2 separate regions of the Homo sapiens genome follow, and region 2 is linked to region 1. The links are chromatin loops, found by intact Hi-C in ENCODE. Cell type or tissue: OCI-LY7. All regions are shown on one strand. Each heading gives the region's core, and the rest is flanking DNA. Links, peaks and the distances in the headings are about the cores only.

Region 1 (12,650 bases), core at 1,875-9,874:
TTCCTCTTTTATTTTTTGTTTGATTTTTTGAGATGGGATCTTGCTCTGTTGCCCAGGCTGGAGTGCAGTGGTGGGATCATAGCTCTCTGCAGCCTTGAGTTTTTGGGCTCAAGGGATCCTCCTGCCTCAGCCTCTCTAGTAGCTGGAGCTGGGACTACAAGTGCGTGCCACCACATCCAGCTCCTCCCTATTCAAAGCCAGCAGTATAGCATCATCAAACCCCTCTCTGTTTCTATTATTATCACATCTCTCTCTTTCTCTTCTATGTCAAATCTCCTTTTGCCTCCCTCTTAGAAGGAAACCTTTGATTGCATTTTGGGCCCATCTGGATAATCCAGGATGATCTCCTTGTCACAAGCGCTATAATTTAATCGCATCTCGAAAGACCCCTTTTCCGTATAAGGTAATATGCACAGGCTGCAGGGATTAGGGTGTAGATCTCTTTGAGGGTCATTATTCAGCCTACCACAGAAGGGAGTTCCATCTTTTTTTTTAAAAAAAGGTCAAAAGCTATTGTGCTAAATAATAACAGAAACACTTACATAGTACATTCTATATGCCAGACATTGTTTTAAGTGTATTTGTGTGTGTGTGTGCTCGTGTGAATCATTTGTTTCTTATTTTAAGGATTTGTGTTTTTCTTTTTCTTTTTTTCTTTTTCTTTTTTTTTTTGAGACAGGGTCTTGCTCTGTCACCAAGGCTGGAGTGCAGTGGCGTGACCTTGACTCACTGCAACTTCCCCCTCCCAGGTTCAAGCGATTCTCGTGTCTTAGCCTCCCTAGTAACTAGGACTACAGGCATGCACCACCACACCTGGCTAATTTTTGTATTTTTAGTAGAGATGGGGTTTCACTATGTTGGCCAGGCTGATCTCAAACTCCTGACCTCAGGGGATCTGCCTTCCTTGGCCTCCCAAAGTGCTGGGATTACAGGCGTGTGCCACAGTGCCCAGCCAGGATTTGTTTTCTGAGACAGAGTCTTGCTGTGTTGTCTAGGCTGGAGTGCAGTGGCATGATCTTGGCTCACTGCAGCCTCAACTTCCTGGACTCAAGTGATCCTCCCACCTCAGCACCTCCAAATAGCGGAGACTACAGGTGTGTGCACCATGCCCAGCTAGTTTTTTTTTTTTTTTTTAAGAGATGGGGTCTTGCTATATTGCCCAAGCTGGTCTCAAACTCCTGAGCTCAAGGGATCCTTCTGCCTCAGCCTTCCAAAGTGCTGGGATTACAGGCATAAACTACTGTGCCTGGCCAGTCCAAGGCTTTTTGACTTAGGTCTACTTAGAATGTGCAAGAGACTCCTTCGCCCATCTAGAACACCTACTTCAATTTTCTATTTGTAAAATAATTTAGTTATTTTAGTAATAGCAATGAAGAGTTATTATAAAAGCAATTGAGAGGGAAAAAGGAAGGGTTTCCATTTGTGTGTCCAATAGGAATGCAGTCACTTAAGTATGAACTGCAAGGTATACTTTTTTAAAAGTATAATTATTGAAAAATTATAATCCGAGAAAATATTGTTGATGCATCTATTTAATAATTTCTGAGTCAGCCAGATCACCAATAATAAACTAAATAGGTAACAATGAAGCTAAACTAATGGGAATTGATAGCTAAAAGAACAAAGAGAGCCACAATAAAAAATATAACTATCTCAGGGCAACATTAATGACAAGAAGTGCTTCATGAAAACTTCAGGAATTCCAACCCACATGTGAGCAGGTGCATGGGCAATAGGAACTTTGATACATTAGCAAGCATTGCCTAGCACAGTCATCTGAGTAGAATATTGAATTACAGTCCTTAATAAACTCTAGAATATGCTAATTTTTCAGTACAACATCAATTTTTTTGTTGTTGTTTTTAGAGACGGATTCTTGCTCTGTCACCCAGGCTAGAGCGAAGTGGCATGATCTTGGCTCACTGCAACCTCCATCTCCTGGATTCAAGTAATTCTCCTGCCTCAGCCTCCCAAGTAGCTGGGATTACAGGCACCCGCTACCACACCCAGCTATTTTTTTTATTTTTTAGTAGAGACGGGGTTTCACCATGTTGGCCAGGCTGGTCTCAAATTCCTGACCTCGTGATCCGCCCCCCTCTGCCTCCCAAAGTGCTAGGATTATAGGCATGAGCCACTGTGCCTGACCAACAAACATCAAATTTTATTCTTAGAAACTTCCTGTAACTATGAAGTCTTTTTTTTTTTTTTGGAGACGAAGTCATGCTCTGTTGCCCAGGCTGGAGTGTAGTGGTGTGATCTCTCTCACTGCAGCCTCTGCCTCCTGGGTTCAAGTGATTCTCCTGTTTCAGCCTCCCTAGTAGCTGGGATTACAGGTGCATGCCACCATGCTTGGCTAATTTTTGTATTTTTAGTAGAGACGGGGTTTCACCATGTTGGCCAGGCTGGTCTTGAACTCCTGACCTCAAGTGATCCGCCTGCCTTGGCCTCCCAAAGTGCTGGGATTACAGGCGTGAACCACTGGCACCCACCTGTATTAAGTCTTGATAATAATGATGAAAACTCACATTTTGAGCCCTTAGTATGTGACAAGCACTGTGCTAAACACTTTAATACATTAATTTCTTAATCCTTGTACTAATAGAAATTATGAATCTGAAGTACAGAGAAGTTAAGTAACTTGCTCCAAGTTGCACAGATAAAAAATAGTGGAGCTGGGAGAGGAACCCAGGCAGCCCCTAAAGAATACATATGGAAGGCTATGGGATAGTTTGAGCCCACCTTCAAGAATCATTGTTTTAGATATTTATAGCACTGCTTTTTTCCAGAGTTGATATATAAAACTCTAGGCACTTTTTATAACCTTTACTGAAGCTACGGTGGACTTGGATTATAGTCATTGATTTCCTGCATTAAATTGTCAGCTCCAGGAGGTCAGAGAACCCATCTTGTTCTTTTGTTTTCCAAGGCCCTAGAAAAATGTCTAGCACAGAGTATTGGATCAATAGATGTATATATACTTTATTTAATTGTTTCACATAAAAATGCTTACCAACATATTTTATTTTTCTGCTGATCTCAACATTTATTATTCCAGTAAACATGTATCTAGCACAAGCCATGTGCCCACTTCAGACATGGGGATACAGCAGTGATAAACTTACACATGGTCCTACCCTCAGGGAGTTTGCAGTCTAATGGGGGAAACAGACACTAAAGGAGCCATTAAGATGATGAGATGATAAGAGAACTATGGATGCCATCCCAGCACACTGTAAAGGGGCTGATCCTAAAAAAAGGCCAGGGAAGGACTTGTGAGGAAGTGTTGAAGGTTGAAAGCTGGAAGATGAGTGGTAAATAGGTCAGATGAAAGGGAAAGGGGATATGTTGGAGAGAATATCTTAGATAGAGGAACAGTGCGTTGAAAGGTCAGGGATGGCCAGGTGTGATGGCCTCACACCTGTAATCCTAGCAGTCTGGGAGGCCAAGGTGGGATCGTTTGAGTCCGGGAGTTCAAGCCCAGCCTGGTCAACATGGTGAGATCCCATCCCTATTTTAAAAAAAAATTAAGAAAGGTGCAGGGATGAGAAGCACAAAGCATTTGTGGACCTACAAGAACTTTATTGGGTCCTTGAGCCTAGTGGACATAAGGGATAAAGGCCAGCCATAAGGCAAGAGAATTAGTCATGGGCCAGCTCTGGGAAGGCCTTGGTAGGAGTATGGAATTTCTCACAAGGTACTGGGAAATCGCTGTAGAATTTTAAACATAATTAATGTTTTGCTAAAATTTACGTCCAGAATGATTTCACTTGTGGGCAGTGCAGAGAATGGATTCACTTGTGACAGTGCAGAGTAGGAAGTAAAACAGAAGGTTGGGAAACCGGTTAGAAGGTTATTGCAATGGTCTTAGTGATAGAGGATAGCAATGGCCAGGATGGAGAGAAACTTGAGAAACAAACACCTAGCCAGCCAAGCAGAGCAACCAAGTTTCTAATGAAAGTGTTAGTCAGACCAGAATTTTCTCCAACTGCGTCATTAACCTCATCACTTGCGATCTTTAAGAGGAAAGAGTATATGCTCTGGTTATTGTTCTGATTCTAAATTTTGTCCCAAAGATCAAGAGTGCAGTACCATCTTCACAGTGAAGATGCACTGGACAGCAGTGTTTAAATGGTCAACTATGGTTGGGAGGGAGGGGGTTGAGGGACCAGAGGCTGAATATTGTAGTTTCAACCAGAGAGAGTCATACATCAAAATTGTCTGTAGAGCTTTTTAAAAATAACTATGCCCGGTCCCCATCCCAGATCTGTGGATTTACAGTCTCCAGAAATGGGGCTGGGGAGTGTGCACTTTATAAAGCTCCATAGAATATTTTGATACTCTATGATTTAGAACTTTGTGTGTAGGGCATGAAATACTGAGGGCTTGAGCAGGGCTTTTCAGAGAATACAAATGTGGGAATTAATAAGGAGGTATAATTTTCAGGACTTGGCAACCGACTGGATGTGACCCAGATGGCAAAGAGAGGTTCTACAGATAGCGGTATCTGTGATCGTCCACTAGACCATTTACAACCTGGGCAGAACTTTTGTGAAAACTGGATAAAGTCACCTCCCTAAGCATAGAGCTTGGCAAGCTGAGCCAGGTGCTGCCATCAGGCCATGGGTTCTATATGGCAGTCCTGGTTTCCCACCTGGAAACAGGAGGTCCAGGCAGCATAGGTGAGCTGGTTAGCAAAGACACTGGTAGATTAAGTTTGGGTCAAAGTGTGTTGGGTAAGCAGGAAAATATTCATCTATCCTCAGGTGTTAGAGCAGGTAAGTGGAAATCCTGTTTGTTGAAGACCAAGGATTGAGCTGGGAGATATTGGCGTAGTGGCAGAGCTGAAGATCTGCATTGTTTGATACAGTCAAAGGGAAGACTGCAGATAGAAAACAGAGTTCTCTGTTACTCGAGTGTAACTGGTGACAGTTAAATTAAATGTACTGGGAAGAAACAATCACTTAGAAAGTAACCAATGATACAACAAAATTCCCTCCATAAAACTTAAATGTTATTTTCCGGAAACTTTAGCCTAAAAAGTAGTAGGAAATTCCATGGTGGGGTAACAGGTTTTATGGGAAAAGTAGGACAGAAGAACCAACCTTGGCGGAACTTATGAATATTGTCACATTTTCTAAACTCAAACAGTGGAGGGCATACTAACTAAATAGACTGTTAGTAGCATTAAACCCAGCCTAAGTTAAAGGGTGCTGGACAGCTAATCGCCGTGTACCACCTCCTGGTTGTTAGACTCTACAGGATTTCTTCCCCCATTTAATCGAGATGGTTGCAAGTTCATTTTGCATTATTGCAGATAATGTTTATTTGCATTTTAAGATATGTTTACTTTATTCCTGTTCTACTCATGTGTCCAGTCTTCTCTGATTTGGAGTTGTTTTCTCCTGCTTCCTGGAGTAACTTGGATATTTGGAAAGGAACATCTGCACAACTGAGAAGATTTTTTTTTTTAAACTCGTTTATTTATGCAGAGGGTCATGAAAACTTCAGCCAAAGAAAGCAGAGCATTGCAAACTGTTAGTTCCTCTTAGAGGTTTCAGTTCTCTTCTCCCAGAAGATAACAGCTAATAATATAAACAACATTCTTTCAACATTTCCATCTGCTGAGTGTTGGGCTCAGAGTTTTACATATGTTGTGCTATTTACCCTTACAATAACATTGTAAAGCAGGTGATACTATCATCTCCATTTCAGAGATGGGGAAGTTGGCTCTTAGCCTAACAAATTTGGTCAAGGTCAAAGCAGTATCATTAGTCAGTGGTAGACATAAATTTGAACGCAGATTGGGCTAACCCTGAAGCCCTAAATCTTCTCTTTTAGAATTATGGTAAAAGACACATATGTTAAATCAAGTTTAGCCTAAAGCTGCCTCCTTACGTATTTTAAGTTCAGCCTAAAGGTTTTGCTGTACATTGTAAACTATAACAAGTGGAGGTGTAAACAGACCATAGCCTACAGTTGTGCCAATCACCAAGTTTTGGCCAATGAAATGTAGCCAACCGTTCGAACGGTGTTCGAATAAGGCAAATGCAGACCTGTAACCAATCCAGCTGTTTCCGAACCTCCCTTTCCTTATTCTGTCCATGAATCTTCCACCACGTGGCTGCCTGATTTGTGAATAGTTCATTGCTCAATTAAACTTCTTTAAATTTAATTCAGCTGAAGTTTTTGTCTTATCACATAGATTTACCATCTTAACCTTTTTTTTTTTTTTTTTTTTTTTTTGAGACAGAATCTTGCTCTGTCGCCCATGCTGGAGTGCAGTGGCATGATCTCGGCTCACTGCAAGCTCCGTCCCCCCGGGTTCATGCCATTCTCCTGCCTCAGCCTCCCGAGTAGTTGGAACTGCAGGTGCCCGCCGCCACGTCCGGCTAATTTTTTTTGTATTTTTTTAAGTAGAGACTGCATTTCACCATGTTGGCCAGGATGGTCTCTATCTCCTGACCTTGTGATCCGCCTGCCTCAGCCTCCCAAAGTGCTGGGATTACAGGCGTGAGCCACCATGCCCGGCCCCATCTTAACCTTTTTTAAGCGTACAGGTCAGTGGCATTACATACCTTCACATTGTTTTGCAAATATCACAACCATTCATCTGCAGAAGTTTTTAATCATCCCAGACTAAAACTCTGTACTCATTAAACAACTCTAAATTCCCGCCTCTTCCAGTCCCTGGTAACTACCTTTCTACTTTCTGTCTCCATAAACTTGACTATTCTAGGTGCCTCATATAAGTACAATCATACAATAGTTGTCCTTTGGTGTCTGGTTTATTTCACTTAGGTTCACTTAGTTTTAGCACTTATAAGGATTTCCTTCCTTTTTAAGGTTGAATACTATTCCATTGTATGTCTATTCTACATCATATTTTGTTTTGCCATTCATCTGCGGATTGGGTTGTTTACACTGTTCGGCTATTGTGAATAATGCTGCTATGAAGATGGGTGTACAGGCCGGGTGCGGGCACGGTGGCTCATGCCTGCAATCCCAGCACTATGGGAGGCCGAGGAGGGCGGATCACTTGAAGTCAGGAGTTTGAAACCAGCCTGGCCAAAATGACAAAAACCCTCTGTCTACTAAAAATACAAAACTTAGCTGGGCATGGTGGTACATGCCTGTAATCCCAGCTGCCTGGGAGGCTGAGGCAGGAGAATTGCTTAAGCCCAGGAGGTGGAGGTTGCAGTGAGCCAAGTCTGTACCACTGCACTGGAGCCTGGTCGACAGGGAAAGACTCCTTCTCAAAAAAAAAAAAAGGGTGTACAAATATCTGTTCGGGTGCCTGATTTCAATTTAAGGCCCTAAATATTAAGCACTGCTCCACAAAGCAGCAAGATCCAGCAAGGTCACAGCTCTGAGATGGAGGCTGACCAGCCTGCAGCTTCCTTTATGTAATCCAGTACGAACATAGCCTCACGGGAGAGGAAAGAAAGGAATACAGGAACTTCGTCTTCCTCCCCACAACTTCCTAGTTGAAAAACAGATTCTACTATTGTCGACCTGATTGTACTTGGAATCAGTTGCAGAAATCCTGAAACATAAGCCACAGCTCTATTTCTTCTCTTTCAGAGTTAAAAAAAAAATACACATTTTGCAACAGTATAGAAAATACCTATTTTTAAAAAATGCTCTGCGATATAACATGACAACTCTCTCTCTCTTCTTTCTTTTCTCTCTCTCTCTTCTCTCTCTTTCTCTCTCAGACAGGGCCTCGCTCTGTTGCCCAGGCTGGAGTGCAGTGGTGCGATTTCGACTCACTGTATTCTCTGCCTCCTGGGCTCAAATAGTCATCCCACCTCAGCCTCTCAAGTAGCTGGGACTACAGGCATGTACCAATACACCTGGCTAATTTTTGTACTTTTTGTAGAGACAGGGTTTGGCTATGTTGCCTAGCCTCATCTGGAACAGCAATCCACCTGCCTCAGCCTCCCAAAGTGCTGGGATTGCAGGCATGAGCCACTGCACCTGGCTGACAATGCCACTTCAACTACACCATCGTACCTACCTGGTCTCCCTGCCCATCTGTATTAGCTATTGTTCATACTGACTATGCATAGATTTGTATCACTTGAAAGGCACATTTCATCCTCTTTAGTCATTTTCTATTTGATGGATCAGGTGTGGTTTATGTCTTGGTAATTAATTAGGAAAATGTAAAAACAAAACTCTCCCTTCTGATTTTTTTTTTTTTTTTAGTAATTTTTCATGCTAAACATCTTTCACAGCCCTTGTCAGTTCTCTCAATCAATCTCTCTCTCTCCCCGCCTTTCCCTCTCTCCCTCTCCCCACCTTTCCCTCTCTCCCTCTCCCCACCTTTCCCTCTCTCCCTCTCTCTCTCTCTCCCTCTCCCTCTGTCTCTCTCTCCCTCTCTCTCCCTCACTCTCCCTCTCTCTCCCTCTCTCTCTCTCCCTCTCCCTCTCTCTCTCTCCCTCTCCCTCTCTCTCTCTCCCTCTCCCTCTCTCTCTCCCTCTCTCTCCCTCACTCTCCCTCTCTCTCCTTCTCTCTCCCTCTCTCTCTCTCTCTCTCTCCCTCTCTCTCCCTCTCTCTCCCTCTCTCTCCCTCACTCTCCCCCTCTCTCTCCCTCTCCCTCTCTCTCTCTCTCTCTCCCTCTCTCTCCCTCACTCTCCCCCTCTCTCTCCCTCTCTCTCCCTCTCTCTCTCCCTCTCTCTCCCTCTCTCCTTCCCTCCTTCCCTCCCATTCAATAGAATGTGGATGAGGCACACTCACATCGTGAAGGGTAACCTGCTTTATTCAAAGTCCACAGACTTAAATCTTAATCTCATCCCAAAAAGCATACTTTCATAGAAACATCTAGAAAAATGAGCAAATATCTGGGCACTGTGTCCCAGTGAAGCTGACACATAGAATTAACCCTCACAGTGTGGGAAAGGCAAGAGAAGTATATTTTATTTTAAACAGGGGAGCTTCGCTACCTGCTAGACTAACAAACAGAGGTTTTAGTGGATGAGCCGTTTAGAAATATCTTATAATTAGAGTAGAAAACAAATAAACTAAGCTCTCTACATGGGAAAGGTCAAAAAGCAGAGGCGTCACCCAGGTCCTGGCTGTGGATTTTCACAGGGTGGTGAGCAGATGGGAGCCTCCCAGTGAGAGCAGAAGGCACCTCTCCCTGGAGGCCAAGGCTCCCGAAGCTGCTGAGGGAGATTAAAAGCCTCCCTGCATGGGACAGTTTCCAGCTCCCACACCCAGCTGGTGGGCTCCTCTTTGCACTGGCTGCCACAGCCAGCAGGTTCCTATGCCCCCTCCCCAGGGCATTCAACTAGAGAAGCAGGCTTGGGGCTGACAGTGGGCTCACACCCCCTGGAGCCCCAGCAATGCCCCACTTCACTTTGCAGAGACCGTGCATCCTGGGCTGTCCTCCTCCACTCCCTGCAGATGCACTTGTTATTTTTCTCATCCTGGAGGATACCTCTATAGTTCTTCAAGGCCCTGTTCAACTGCCATCTCCACAGCGAGGTTGGTGCTGAATCCTCTAGCTGACATTTATTTCTCCTCCATGACATTGTCGCAGCAATTACTCTGAGCTCTGAACTTACACCTTCTTCAACAGATGTCATCTACCTATCTGCGTGACTGTCTTAGTCAACTTGGGCTGCCATACCAAAGTCCTACAGACTGGGTGGCTTCAACCACAAACATTGATTTCCTCACAGTTCTGGAGGCTGGAAGGCCAAGATCAAGGTGTGAGCAGAGCTGGTTTTTTCCGAAACCTCTTTCTTTGACGTGTAGATGTCTTCTCCCTGTGTCTTCACATGGTCTTTCCTCTGCACATGCAAATTTGGTGTCCAAATTTCCCCTCTTTATAAGGACACCAGTCATATTGAATTTAGGCCAACCTAATGACCTTGTCTTAACTTATTTACCCATAATCCCTTATCTCCCGAGTCACCTATCTCCCAAATAAGGTCACCTTCTGAGGTACTGAGAGGGGGACAGAACTCGGAAATTTTTGGCAGGTGGGTGGGCATAACTCTGCCCTTAACAGTGACCTTGGGTGACTTGCTTCACCACTCAGTTTCCTGACCTGCAAAAGGGGGATACAAATAATGACTATCCCATAGTATTTTTATAAAGATGAAATCAGTTAGTGTACGTAAAACAATTAGTATAGAGTCTGATATCAGTCATCCAATAAACAGAAGTTACTTTAGTAATACTTAAAATGATTACTTATTAAATAAAAGTTATTAGTTATTTTGAAATATTTTAAAAGAATGCAGTGTATTGGGCCTTAACAAAGAAGGAAATCCTGTCATCTGTGACAGCATGGATGAACCTGGAGGACATTATGTCCAGCAAAATAAACCAGGCACAGAAAGACAAATGCCGCATGATCTCATGCATACATGGAATTTACAAAAGCTGAATTCATAGAAGTAGAGCACTCTATGGGGGGTGGCGAGTCGGGGGATGTTGGTTAAATGATAAAAAAAAGTTTAGATAAGAGGGATAAGTCCCAGAGATCTATTGTACAACATGGTGACTATAGTTAGTAATCTATTTTGAAAATCACTAAGAGAATAGATTTTTTAAAAAAAATATATAGAAGGTGTGTCACCATGTTGCCCAGGCTAGTCTCAAACTCCTGAGCTCAAGTGACCTACCCCCTTGGCCTCCCAAAGTGCTGGGATTATAGGCATAAGCCACCATGCCTGGCCTAGAGAATCGATTTTTAAGTGCTTTCACCACAAAAAATAAATATGTGAGGTAATGCACATTAATTAGCTCAACTTAGCCATTCACAGTGTATACATATTTCAGAACATCATGTTGTACACAATAAATATATACCATTTTATTTGTCAGTTAAAAATTAAAAAAAGGATTTAACATAAAATTGTTCTTACTAAAATAAGAATAATTAATAATAAGAGCAGTGAGTTAAAACTGTGGGCTTTGGAGTCATGCAGACATGAACTCCAGGCTCCAGCACCTGCTAGTTTTTGGTCAAGGCAAATTACTTAATCTGTTTGTCTGTATCTCAGTTTTTTGATCTGTAAATGGGAATATGAAATAACTGCCCCACAGAATTGTGTATAGATCTGTTGAGCTAATGTATAGAAAACATGTTAATCATTCAATAAATAGTAGCTCTACCAGTTAGATTTAAGGCCAATATGTATGTCCACAGTACTGTGCTTAAAGAAGAGAGAGGTTTATTTTTCCCTCATGTAATAGTCCATGGTGAGTGATCCGGGCTGAGAAGGCAGCTCTGCATTACCAGATAAGTTGCATCCCAAGTCCCTTCCCCCTGTTGCTCTGCCATCCTAGGGTGTTGTCCCCATCCATGAAGTTGAAGGGGGATTGTTGTGGGGTCTATGTTCCAGCCAGTGGGAAGGGGAAAGAGGAAATCTAGGATTAAGTGACTTTAAGTAAGTGACAGAGAAGATTTCATCTTTAGTAAGAACTTAACCACATGGCCATATTTAACTCCAGAAAAGCTGGGAGATAGCCTCTAGCTTGACAGCCTGTGCAGGGCCAGAATTACACCGTGACTATGAAGAGAGAATGGATCTGGGGTTGTGGGTGAGGGCAATTAGTAGCCTGCCACAGCAGCTTTGATAATATCATCGTGTGGCTTAAAAATACAGCTGGTGTGCCTTCCAACATCTTACCACTGTGATTATACTGTATAGCTCTTGAAGGGAGAGGTGTCTCCTATCACTTCAGTCCATCTTTACATCCAAAGAGCTAAGCCATAAATGCATTTTTGCCAGTTGCTTTAATAAATACTTGAACTTAGTTGTATGTATCAAGCAACATAGCATTAATATGGTTATACTTTAAAACCAGGTCTCCTTTAATTTTTAAAAAATATATCTTCCAGCTCTGTTGCCTATACAGTAAATAACATTTTTCTAGTTTACTCCCATTACACACTCTTAGAAACATTCCTAAAAAAAATATCAATCTGATTAGTAGAGAAAAATTAAGGCCTGAGAAACACTTTGGAAAACGTGTGCTGTGAAAACTATAAATTCTTTGGTTGAGAATAAGCAAGCATTAGAACTGGTATTTTATATAACATTATTTTTTAAATGGTTTAGCAATACAGTTTTGTAAGTTTCCCACCCTGTCCCTAACACAGTTGCTGGTGCTCCTCACACCAGGCTTGGGTTTTTGTTTTCATCTGTCTCCAGCCATCCTTTTTCAATTTCTTTTTCTTTTTCTTTTGTTTTTTCTTTTTTTTTTTTTTTTTTTTTTTTTTGAGACAGAGTTTCACTCTTGTTGCCCAGGCTGGAGTACAATGGCACGATCTCGGCCCACCGCAACCTCCACCTCCCGGGTTCAAGCAATTCTCCTGCCTCAGCCTCCCGAGTAGCTGGGACTACAGGCATGCACCACCATGCCCAACTAATTTGTATTTTTAGTAGAGATGGGGTTTCTCCATGTTGGTCAGGCTAGTCTCAAACTCCCAAGCTCAGGTGACCCACCTGCCTTGGCCTCCCAAAGTGTTGGGATTACAGGTGTGAGCCACTGCGCTGGGCCTTTCAATTTCTTTAACTATTGTTTTTCTGTACATCTTCCCACCAAAATTTTTCAGTAACTGCAAGATTTTACTGCTCATCCTCTTTTCTTATTCCACTTTTTCCAGGTGAGCTCATTCATTTTCACAC
Region 2 (12,650 bases), core at 2,315-10,314, 86 kb before region 1:
TGAGGGCAAGCAACTCCACCTGCATTCCATTTCTATCTTAGCCTTTATCCACCTGGATAAGACTGAGGGACCTCACAGACAAATTTCATTTTGTGATGGATAACGTGGGAGCAATCTTCAGCTAAAGTCTAGATAAAGCCTTAAAGAGAAAATTGAGCTCGGAAGACCTGAAAATAAAGAAAACACCCTGGCACCAACAAGGGAGAGAAACAAAACAAAGAAGCTCACCAAAGATGGTTTGACTGTGCAAAACCATGGGTACGGTAACCAGTAACACCCTTATTTTATCAAGATGTCTATTGTAACAGGATGTGTTTTCAATAAATGTAAATGACCTGTAAATGTAGATAAGTCCCTTACAGAATATATTAGGCCCAACTGAAATTTTCTAAGTAGTTTAGTCATGGCCTGAAGATAGCTTGAAACCTGTTTTGAAAAACATTGATAATAGGTTGGACACAGTGGGTCATGCCCATAATCCCAACATTTTGGGAAGCTAAGGAAGGAGGATTGCTTGAGCCCAGGAGTTGGAGACCAGCAAGGGCAACACAGTGAGACTCCTATGTCTACAAAAAGTTTTTTAAAAATCAGCTGGGTGTAGTGGAGCTTGCCTAGAGTCCCAGCTACTTGGGAGGCTGAGGTGAGAGAATCCCTCGAACCTGGAGATGGAAGTTGCAGAGAGCCATGATCGTGCCCCTGTACTCCAGCCTGGGTGACAAAGCAAGACCCTGTCTCAAAAAAGAAAAAAAAATATCAATAATGGATGAGAAGAAATCATCATTGGCAATAACAAAAGTAGTGTACTAGAGTTGGGGGCCCTTCTTTGCAAAGTAATTACAAAGTCATTTCCAGGAAACCATTCTCTTTTCATGCTATAAACTTGTCACAACAGAGGGGTAGGATACCAACAGTATCACTGACTCCTTACATCCTCAGTTAGAAACTGATGAGCAAAAACACAAGGTGGGAGAAATTATTTTTATATTATTGATTAGTGAATGGGGAAATTTAAAGTAATGAAGAACTTACGTTTTTTTCACCCTTAATTATATTGTCTACACCTAGTTCCTTAAAGCAAAAATCACACACACACCCACACCCTCTACAACCCACTATGCTGATTTAAAACATGCTCATTTAAACTGAGTTTAGAGTAATGGGGGCTGTAAAAAAAAAAAAAACACAAACAACAACAACAACAAAAAAAGCAACTCCAGGTTTGGTCTCAACCTATCTCTGCATTTAATAAAACAATAATACAATGAAAGACTTGGGTTATATCAAAATAAATATTTTGAAACTTTTTAAAAGACAGTCACCTGCAAGAATTTATTTTATGCCAGTGTTTCTCAAAGAATATCCTCTTTGAATAAACAAAGGTTTCACTTTCTTCCTCACGTTCTGTTACATCACCCTAAATAAAAGTCATAATCCTTTAGAGAATCAACATATGTTACCTGAACCAGGAGATGCAGACAGGAGCTTTTGCCCAACTTTCCTGTCTTGTTTTGGAGCCGGAGTTGGGAGAGGGGTCAGGAAAGAGAGAGGGAGAGGGGAAAAGCCCAAGTTGTTGTTTTTAAAATTTTCCAGTTATAAAAACAACAACATTTAAGCTGCTTCTTCTAACCGTAGAGGCCTTCCTGTTCAATAACTATGACATAAATGATTCAATAATGGCAATGATTCTTTGTTAATGGCTAATTCACCATGCATAATCCTTTTAGACATGACTCAGCTTTCCTGTTGGGACAATATTTCATTTATGACTATCAAATTAATTTATCTGAAGCATATACTGGGTACAATAAACCTTCACTTTCAGCTGAAAATGGGCAAGGGCAGCACTAGGCATCTCATCTCAGAACTTGCTGGCTTCAAAACTTTTCCTTTGCTGGTGGAAGGCCGGGGCCTCTATGAAATCTAGAACACAGATCAGGGAAACAGATTCTTTCTACAGCTCAGGTGCAGCGTGAAGATTATGTGATTGGGACAAGTATGTGTTTCATGTTCTCAGGGTTCCCACTGGGTAGAACACAGTGCAGTCATGAAAGACAGACTGGAAAGCCATGGTATCCCCAGGAGCCCCCCAACTTATTTCTTTAAGTCTACAGGTCACAACTTCCCAGTGGTACCCCAGGAAATGATGACAAGCTAGCAATATACTTGTTCTCTTGGCTCTTAGGATACCTTTTGTGCCCTGCAAACACTATCATTTTCTAAGTATGCTATGATATGAAAATAGGTAGAAAGCTCTGTATTAGAACAAATAAAGCATAAAAGCATTTTAGATAATAGTGCTTTACTCTACAATATTTCTATACATTTAATTTCAATGCATACTGATGGGATTCAATTGAGTAATTAGTATATACTAATTCAATTGAGTAAATAGTATATAGTTTCCCCATAGTTTGCTTTTAAAAAGTTAAATGAAATATGCTTTATTTTATTTAAATGTGATATACCTAGTTTTTTTTCTGTTCCTTTTTTCAGAAAAAAAAAAAAAAAAAGTACATTCAGCTATGCACATTGGGAGGTGACTCACAGGACATTTGCCTGATCTTTATGCTAGTTCTTTGAACATTTTTATTAAGACAGAACAATCCCCTCTTTGCAAAAGTGTGAGGATCTCTGGTCTTCATTACTCTCTCCTCTGAATGAACCCTGAGGAAAACAGAGTCAGAGCTACCCTATATAATCCTCCATGTAATAATTACCCCACATAAACCCAGGGCCTCATACCTCCTTAGCTCTTCCCAGACAGTCCAATGAATAAGCAACAACAATGACTGAACATTTTCACAACGAACAAGCCACATGATTAGGAAATTACCAACATGGCTATTTTCAAATAATTTCCAGAAGATCACCAGGGAAACCCCTAGAAAAACTAAGCTCATTTAACTTAAATCCGAAAGAGCACCCAGCAGTCTAAGGAAAAACATTTAGATGTTTGTTCTGGCCTATTTCTATGACAGCAATAAGAATGTCCCTAATATTCCTACCTAGTGTTGTGTAAAGTAATCAGAGAAAGTGGATTCAGTCTTGGCCTGGTGGCTCACACCCGTAATCCCAGCACTTTGGGAGGCCAAGGTGGATGGATCACTTAAGGTCAAGAGTTCAAGACCAGCCTGGCCAACATGGCAAGGCTGTTTTTATTTTTGTAAAAACACAAAAAAAATTTGTATTTTTAGTCTCTACTAAAAATACAAACATTAGCTGGCTGTGGTGGGTGCCTGTAATTCCAGCTGCTCGGAGGCTGAGGCAGGAGAATCACTTGAACCCAGGAGACAGAGGTGACAGTGAGCTGAGATCATGCCACAGCACTCCAGCCTGGGCGACAGAGCAGGACTCCATCTCAAAATAAATAAATAAATAAATAAATAAATAAATAAATAAATAAATAAAAGAAAGTGGATTCAAGTCTTCATTTCCCCACTCACAAGCTGTGTGGCTTCAGACAAGTCACTTAGCTTCTCTGAGTCATAGTTTCCTGCCACTACATCAGGGATATTTCATCTTCCCTGCTAGTCTCCCAGGGCTGCTGAGAAACAGATGACATACTGTGTATGGGAGTGCTTCAAAAACTGTAGAGTCTCTCACTCATGTAATCTAACTAGGATTTTTCTTTAAATAATGCTTAATTTTGGAGCAGGGAAGGAGCGTCAAGACATAAACTTGCATCTTCTTTTTCTACAGAGAAGGAAGCTGGGCACTGGAAGGAAGTGCTTGCTAAAGTTATGTTCTGAATCCCAGGAAGTAGTCACCATGATTATTAGTGTCTAGAAGAGGTAAAGGAAAAATATGGCCTTAGTCCTGGAGGCATGATGTGATTTCATCCTTAGCATCATGAAATAGACACTGAGCACCTGTGGAGAGGAAGCTTTGCTGGGCACTAGAAATATAATCTATCACTGATGTCTTTGAGAATAGGATCTGGCTGCGAAGAAAGAAGCAGCACATACAAATAGCAATCATTAGAATGGTCATTTGCTCAGTCAGTTCAAGGGTACATAGCTCAAGGGTAATACAGAAGATGTTACACGGTACTTACCCAAGGCTGGCATACTCATGCAGGAGACTGTTTTGAACTGCCTCCTGGAGTTGGGTTTGGTGGAAGGTAGCTTTTCAAAACCACAGGCTTTGCATTAAGAACCTGGGTGGAATCCCTGTTCCACTGCTTCCTAGGGTCATGACCTTGGGGCAAGCTATATAACTGATAAAAACCACAATTTCTTCACCCACTTAATGAAGATAATAGTATCTTCCTGAGAGGTTGTAATGAGGATTAAAGGAAATATTGCACATGAACCAATTTTGCACAGCACCTGGCACTTGGTAGGTGTTCAATAAATAGTACCGATTGCGGTGGCTGAAGGCAGCCCCCAAGGTGGGAAGGCACATGGGATGTGTGGGGAGCAGTAAGTCCATCAGCTCAATAGCAAGGGAGTGCTTGAAAGGTTTGGGATAGACATCAGATTGTGGTGGGCAGCCTCAAGATAAACTGCTTAAACTTTATCAATAAAACAAAAAGTTTCTGGGCTCAGGAGTCACATGTGTTGTTGTATAAAAACCACTCTAACAACAGTGTGTGGTAGTTAGGAAAGAGACAACAGGAGCAGAAGACCAGTTAGGAAACTTCTTATGAGGAAGAGGAGATTTATTAAGCCCCTTCTTTTAGGCTAGGAGGTTTCCTAATACAGAATTATCTCTTTAATCTGCACAAAACCCCAGCTAATTATTATCTCCATTTCACAGATGAGGAAATGGAGGCTGAGACATTAAGTGAGCAAAGCTGGGATTTGCTCAACTGTCCAAGCCAGTCTATTCTGCTGCTTCCCACACACAGGAAATGCAGGCTGTGGCCCGTCAGGGCCAGTGAGGATACCAGCATATTACCTGGGTGGTAATATTGGCCATCCCAGAGAAGAGGGCAAGTTCTCTGCTGTTGCTATTTCTGTTAGGGGAAAGGCTCCTTAATGCACCCTCTTCCTGGAGGAGTAACCTTTGAAGAGCTGGTTTCTAAGGTGACCCGTAAGCTTCTAACCTCAGTGACAAGTTCCAGCCTCAGCAGGTTTAATATTTTCTGTTTGTTCTCTGGAAGGGAACAACATGACCCTTGTAGGTGAGACCACAGACCAGCTCTTTGTGTGTGCGCCCAGACAGGAGCCACAGTGGCCCAACAGGCAAGTGCAGCTCCTTTCTCTCTTTGCTCCTGGAAAGTGCTCTTTCACCGAGGTCAGAGCCCTCACTCAGCTCAGCCAGTCTTTGAAGAAGGTTCCCGGACTTGCACCGCACCTAACTGGCCGCAGATAAGTGGACCTAGAAGGGTGGGGAAGACTGGAGATCCTGGGGGCCCCTCTCTGAGGGTGCAGCGGGGTCTGGGGAACATGGTCTCCATTTGCACTATAAATCTTGTTTATATTCTGGTTGGCTTTGTTACAAAAAGGCAGAAGTGAAACTAAAATGTACTAGATACGCCACACATACACTATTTCAATTAACCCTTGAAACAACAATCAAATATCATCAGTAATAGCTAACAGTGGTGACCTTACGCCAGGTAGGCTCCTAATCACTTTATGTGCATTTTCTAATTTAATCCTCACAATATCCTAAGACATACATGCAATTATTATCCCTATTTGATGAATGAGGACACTGGGGCATGCAGCTACCAGGTGGCAGCTACTAAGTGGCAGCTCCAGTCATTGGGCCAGGGCGGCTGGACTCCAGAGCCTGTGGAGTGTCGATGCATCAGCTTCTAGGATAAGTTCAAGGGAGTTGAGGATGCTAAGAGGGAAGTCACACAAATACAAAGAGGAATAATTGGACTTTCTCTAGCTTCCAGAAAATTCAACCTTATTTCAATCCCTACCTACTTCAGATTCCACAGCATCCTTCCCATTTTCATTATTTTTAGCTGATAATCTATAACAATTTCAGTATTCTCCGTAATCCCCATTTGTGTAACTTCTGGAATGTTGATAGATTCCAAACCCCCATCTTCCTGCTGGTTTTATTAATAACAGGATCATTTTGACCCAGTGTCTAGAATTGTTCTCCTGTGACTGAATGCCCGTCTTGATAACTTGCCCAACACCTCATATCTCCTGAGCATGTAGTCCTTCTACCTGCTCACATCTGCTCATCTCGGCCTAGACCTTAACCAACTGCCTTCTGCTGAGCCCTTACCAGACTCCATGCCTAGCCTCAGTGGATCTACATACCTAGCCCATTCTCCCAGGTCTGGCCTGTCCCATCACCAGGCCAGGATTTATTCCTCCCCTGTCCTGGGACTCCTATAGGAGTCTGTTTTTTAATCAATGGAAGTAGTTAACTGAAGTTCAATTCATAGTAGCAGGGGAGCCTATGGGGGGTGAGAAAATGTTTACTCAGACCAAGCTTCAACCATAATAGCTTCAAATGGCATGGAAACAAGGAAAGGAACATGCCTGAGAAATTCCACTAATCACTTTTAAATTTCACTCATTCATTTTCCATTAATGAAAGAGGGGGAAAAAAGCTCAGAAATAAAGAGAAGCAGCAATGTAAACTGCAACCAAGTGTGGTTGTTGAAATCCTTCCCCTTAACCTTTCCATCTGGTACTGCAGATAGGCAGGTAACTCAATGTCTTAAAGCCAGCACCATAAATATTTTTATTAAACTTGGGGCAGAGGTCTAAATATACTCCAAACAGCAAATTCATTTATCATTCAATCATTTGTTCATCTGGGAAACATTTGCTAAGTGACTTACCATGTGTCTGGCACTGGGCTGGGTCCTGGTAATGCCATGTTGATCTTAAGGAACCTTGGGATGAGTGGGGAGAAGCTAGGCTGGCAAATCACATAATGATAGAGAACACTAAAATTCTGACCTAATGATAATTCTTAAAAATGATACCCTTGTAAACTATCTTTTTACTCTTCAATTATTATTAAAACAAATAAAACATTATTTTCTGCTCCAGGCTGGTGTTATTTCTTTTTTAAATTTTACTAGGAAAAGACTCTCATCACTACTTTGTCTGAAATGTCACTCTCACCCCCTCCTGGACATGCCTCTGATTCTCCCCTGTCCTTTCCTTCTCAGAACATGGATTTCACCGGGAGTTCTCCTCCCCATTGAGTTATAGCTTATTACTCTTCGGGGTTCTCTCTCACCTCTCAATCCCCCTTTTTCTTTTCTGTCCCTTCCCCACTCTTTACTTGATTCAACCTCTTTGTGAGGGGGTAAATGTTTAACCTTTTCTTAGGCTATCAAATGACATTGTATAATGGAAATCACAGGACCCACTCATTAGAGTTCTTCCAAACAAGAAAGGCCTTACTGTGTCTGAGTGATTATGGCATCTTGAATTACAAACTCTAATAATGCTTAGTAATTACTGTTACATGCTATGTACTCTCAGCTTCTCTTCTCAGGACCCTGGGTAACCTGCATGAATACAAAGGATGTCCATGTTCCACAACTTAGATCATTATGGCTTCAACCTGCGTTACCAAACTGCCAGTGTCCTTGAAGGGTTTAGTAAGAGAAGGTGTCAGCCACAGACCTGGCTTCAGGTCTTTACTTCCCAGATTTTTTTTGTTCTTGAGACATGGTCTCACTCTGTCGCCCAGGCCAGTACAATGGCGTCATCTGGGCTCACTGAAACCTCCGCCTCCTGGGTTCAAGTGATTCTCCTGTCTCAGCCTCCCAAGTAGCTGTGACTACAGGTGTGCACCACCATGCATGGCTAATTTTTGTATTTTTAGTAGAGACAGGGTTTCGCCATAGTGGCCAGGCTGGTCTCAAACTCCTGACCTCAAGTGATCCGCCTGCCTCAGCCTCCCAAAGTGCTGGAATCACAGGCGTGAGCCACCATGCCCGGCCTACTTCCCAGTCTTTAACATAGATTCCTTCAAATTGGGACAGGCTCTTAGAATTACTGAAATGAGAAAAATTTTAACATATAAGCCCCACAAACTGTCGTATATTTATTTTTAATTCATATTTATTTATCTATGTTATTTTTAGAAACAAGGTCTTGCTCTGTTGCCCAGACTGGAGTGTGTGGTGTGATCATAGCTCAGACTCCTGGGTTCAAATGTTCCACCTCAGCCTCCTGAGTAGCTTGGACTACAGGCGTGAACCACCATGCCTAGCTAATTTATTTTTATTTTATAGAGACAAAGTCTGACTATTTTGCCTAGGCTGGTCTCAAGCTGCTTGCTTCAAGCGATCCTCCCACCTCAGACTCCCAAAGCGCTGGGATTACAGGTGTGAGCCAGCCAAAAATGTCAAGTTAAAAGATCAAAGCCACTTCTCAACTATTGAGGTGGCATTGCTTTCTGAACGCATTTGAGATACTAAATGTCATAAAAATAACAAATGATGGCATATTTGTGAATGGGACCAAACAGGCCTGATTAATGCAAGGCCATGGCACAGTGTCCCGGACCAGCTGGTCATTTCTACTCTACCTCTTCTTTCTCACCATCCACTCAAAAGTACCAAGAAAAAGAAATGGGATACAAGCTAAGGACGGAGCTGGTCTGTTAATAGTTCAATAGGCAACTGGATATAGCTTTGTCCAGCACCAGCTCCCTGAAGCTATGCTACAGACAAGAATGATGTAGAATGAGCCATAAATTTCCAGCCTCACATAACTATGATCTGGCCCAGGTACACAGCGGCCATTTTCTCAATGGCAACCTAACCAGCACTGATGCATACAAAATTTTGAAAGTTTTCTTCAAGATTCTCTTTGAATTTTAGAGTGGTGAAGGCTTTCTAACTGTGACTCACAATCCCAAAGCCATGAAAAACCTGATATATTCTTCTACATAAAAATTCAAACTTCTACATGTCAAAAACACCATTAAATTAAGAGAAATTGGAAAAAAAAAAAAAACTTGCAACTCAGATCACACACAAAAGGCTCATGTACCTAATATACAAAGTTCCTAAATTGGTCAATAAGAAAAGGAGCAACCACCAAAAACAAAGTGGGCAAAGAGCAAGTACAATTTATAGGAAAAAAATCTATAAATGGCTTGTAAACATGAAAAAATGTTCAACAACACTTAAAAGAAAATGCAAATTAGAAGTACACTGAAATATCATTTTCACTTGTCAGAATGGCAAAAATCCATAATATGATAACACATTCTGTTTTGCAAGACTGGGAAAACAGACATTCCTCACACATGGTTTGTGAGCGTGCAACTTGGTAAAACCCCTAGGAAGGGGAATTTGGCAATACCTATCAAAATTGCAAATGCATATACCAATGGCCCTACGATTTCACTTGTTGAAATTTTTTCCACAAATATATTTCACAATTAGCCAAATAACATATGTACACGGCTATTTATTGCAACAGTTTTATAGTATATGCCGAAAAATAGAATAAACGTCCATTAACAGAGGAGTAAATAAAATGATGGCATTGCCATATAATGGAATGTGCAATCATAAAAAATAAAAAGCAAAAGAAAGATGACATGCTATGTTTTGATACAGAAAGATATACCATTGTACGGTAGATGAACCTGACAGCAATAACTTAAGCATACCCTGAGAACGACCCTGTATGGTCTATGCACCTGATTGTGTGTTCAGAGTTCCAAGTTAAGGAATTCAAGAGGAGCCAACCTGGAGATTCATTCCTCATCTATGAGGAACATCTGAACCCCTGTCAGGTCCAGCGGAACAAGAGCTGTACAGGGGATGGGGGCCCTTTGTTTTAGTTTAAATGAAGGTTGCTGGGTGGAGGTTGTTACGGGGAGAGTGCTAAGTTAAAATGTGATATAAAGTGCATGCTTTTTACAACTGGTGGCAGTTCTCCTGTCCAGCTCACTGACACTGGACCACTCTGGAAATAAGTTCCCTCTAGTAAAACCCCATATCTCGTTTGCTGGATGCGGATCTCATCTTTGGCCTCTTGAGCCTGGTGCCTTCCCTCCTGGAGTTAATAGGGGTTGGGCACGGCAATTGTTCACTGAAAAAAGCACGGTATGGAAAAACCTTTTTGTACAAAGGATTCAGGGAAGTGTGGGATAAAATTACATATTGTAATTTGCTTGTACATGCAAAAAGAATCTGGAGAACATGAAAAAATAAATACAATGGTGACCTAGAGTCGGTGATAATAGGGCTGAGAAATTTTCCACTGTATGCTGTTTAATATCTTTGGATCTTTGAACCATATAAATATATTGTTACTCAAAACTTTAAAAAATTGGCCAGGCACAGTGGCTCATGCCTATAATCCCAGCACTTTGGGAAACCAAGGCAGGTCTCCTGATCACCTCAAACTCCTGATCACTTCAGGTCAGGATTTCAAGACCAGCCTGGCCAATATGGCAAAACCCCGTCTCTACTAAAAATACAAAAATTACCTGGGCGTGGTGGTGCATGCCTGTAATCCCAGCTACTTGGGAAGCTGAGGCAGGAGAATCAATCAAACCTTGGAGGTGGAGGCTGCAGTGAGCCAAGACTGCACCACTGAACTCCACCCTGGGCGACGGAATGAGACTCCGCCTCAGAAAAAAAAAAATTTTAAAAATTTTAAAAAGTATATTTGTGCCTGTGTCAAATACATTCTTTGTTGAGAACACTAATAAATTATTAACCTCAAGAATTAGGGGATGCTTGAGGGACAGCTGCTCAGGGTCAACATGCGCAAACTTTTCTCCTCTTACATCTTTTCCTAAATGTGAATTATGGGGCTTGAAAGTAGAGACATTCTCACAACACCCCTACCCCCAATACTACCTTGTCTTGAAATGGTGTTACTTAAATACACACAAACATAAAACCAAGTATAAACTTCTTATGTTCAAAGCTCATTTATAATATAATTATAAAACCAAGCTATATTTAAAAATAAATATGGTAAAATTATAAAACCAATGAAAGTCTGAAATAACCACATTTACTTATTGTGCAAGATGAGATTGTTTTGTTAAAACTAAATCACGACTTGATCAGAAATGCTGTACAGAGTAACATGGCCCAAGTTCTCCTGAATTCAGCATACCACATTATCTTTGTTACACAAAGCAGTTACTCTACCACAACTTTTCTCTATTCTTTGCTTAGTGTGCTGCAAAATCATTTGCCCTTCTTTTGCCCAAATGCATCTGTTACATAGTCAAGCTGCCTCTGTCATTTACTCAATATCTCATAACAACTGATATGCGGTCAACCCAGTCATAAATCCAAGTGCCAACTCAAACACTAAAGTTGGGTGTCAGTGGTGAGTCATAAGGTGGTCATTCTGATAACCCCAAATAAACTTGTATCAAGGTTATCTTGTTAGCATTCTTAACATCATAACAAAAATGAAAATATCAAATTTAAAAATTATAGAGAGAACTTAGACTCTGAGAGGTATACAGATCCCCAGCAGTTCACAGAGCCTAGTGTGCAAAACACAGCCATAATGAGTTACCATCTAATTATCTGTAATTTGTTTGAAATGCAGTGATTGCCCCTATTCACTGCCCCAGTGGAAGACTCTACTGTGGATCTGATTCTCAAGCCCCTGAGGGGTCAGACTCCTGACTACCTGGCTCTCTCCTGGCTCCTGCATCTACTTTCACCTTTGATTCTCTCTTTGCATCACTGCCCACAGCAGTGGGGCAGGCCAGGCCCCATTCTGGTGGCCACGTTCAGGCTCTCAAAGCCCAGCCTGGGGCAGAGTCCCAAACCACCTATGGCCTAGGATGGAAGCGTGGACATTTTGTGATGCTATAATCCCCATTCAGCACAAATAACTATTTTCCATAAAGGGCACATATATTACAGTGTGCATTTGAAAGCCTCTCATTAAGTCTTATCAAAAACCAAGAAACTAATTTCCATATTAAAAATCTATTGTTCTGACTCAGAATGTGCTATTCAGCAGATTCTTGCTGAATACAGTCTCTTAAGCAAAGAAATTTGTCATGTATTTCTGCATCCTTGGTGCCTACATGTGATAAGCACCTAATATCTGTTCCATGAGTGAACAAGTGAATAAATGAATGAATGAATGAGTGACGAATTAGCCAGGAAGTTAAAAAAAAAAAGGGGTGGGAATGGCATAACACCCATCAAAGTACTACCTGCTGGTAAACTCCACCTGAGCAGTCAGTTGGCCTCTCTTTGCTATCTCTAGTTTCTCTAATTGCACGGAAGGAGTATTACCTTTTGCTAATTAAATTCTTTCTCCAGATAAAATTTTCTTTAAGAAATCATAGTCTACCAGAAAAATAGAGTAGAGTTTCCATGCACATTTCTTTTATTTTACTTTTTTACTTTTAACTCTAGCTCCTATAGGAGGAAGGACACATTTATTTTTAAAGTATTTGCAGAAGTAGTATAGGGAGTCATTCTGATATTTGGCCTGTTGCCATGGCTAAAGCTAAAACAAGCAGGTTCTACTGGCCCAAAGTTAATAAAGAAAGTAAGATGGTAAACACTGTTCCACCAAATGCAATGCACACAGTTGTTATAAAGGTCACTGGCTACATACTGCAGACATTCTTTTGATACCATATTCTGCACCAGTCAGGAATGTTGGCCATAATCCAATGAAAGGGGAAAATAAACAGAATTCTCTCAAAGTCAAGTGTTTCTGGGTTATATTAAAAAATTTTTAACTTTAAATGGTAAA

Evidence for each region. Hi-C counts contacts between places; a loop is a spot of excess contacts. Peaks named below come from ENCODE experiments on the same cell type or tissue, not always from the same donor. Only the 100,000 strongest peaks of a DNase experiment are listed, where the experiment ranks them.
Region 2: it touches region 1 in a loop (6-fold over the local background); 3 of 110 quality-filtered maps call a loop at or near these places.

What each region holds. Positions count from the first base shown.
Region 1 is chr4:140,802,454-140,815,103 of GRCh38, forward strand. No RefSeq gene overlaps it. Among named protein-coding and RNA genes, the nearest start is that of TBC1D9, 52 kb to the left of the region's middle. In OCI-LY7, for the core only: a CTCF peak has its summit at 5,186; DNase peaks (open chromatin) are centred at 4,867, 5,248, 5,618 and 6,008; H3K4me3 peaks cover 2,666 bases; H3K27ac peaks cover 5,297 bases.
Region 2 is chr4:140,715,755-140,728,404 of GRCh38, forward strand. The region is part of intron 1 of TBC1D9 (TBC1 domain family member 9); the gene reads right to left. TBC1D9-AS1 (TBC1D9 antisense RNA 1) reads left to right here. Exons shown (of 2, transcript XR_007058283.1): 2 at 42-342. Among named protein-coding and RNA genes, the nearest start is that of TBC1D9-AS1, 9.9 kb to the left of the region's middle. RefSeq lists an enhancer at 5,195-5,254. In OCI-LY7, for the core only: no CTCF peak of the experiment used is centred there; DNase peaks (open chromatin) are centred at 4,097, 4,877 and 5,447; H3K4me3 peaks cover 2,443 bases; H3K27ac peaks cover 2,843 bases.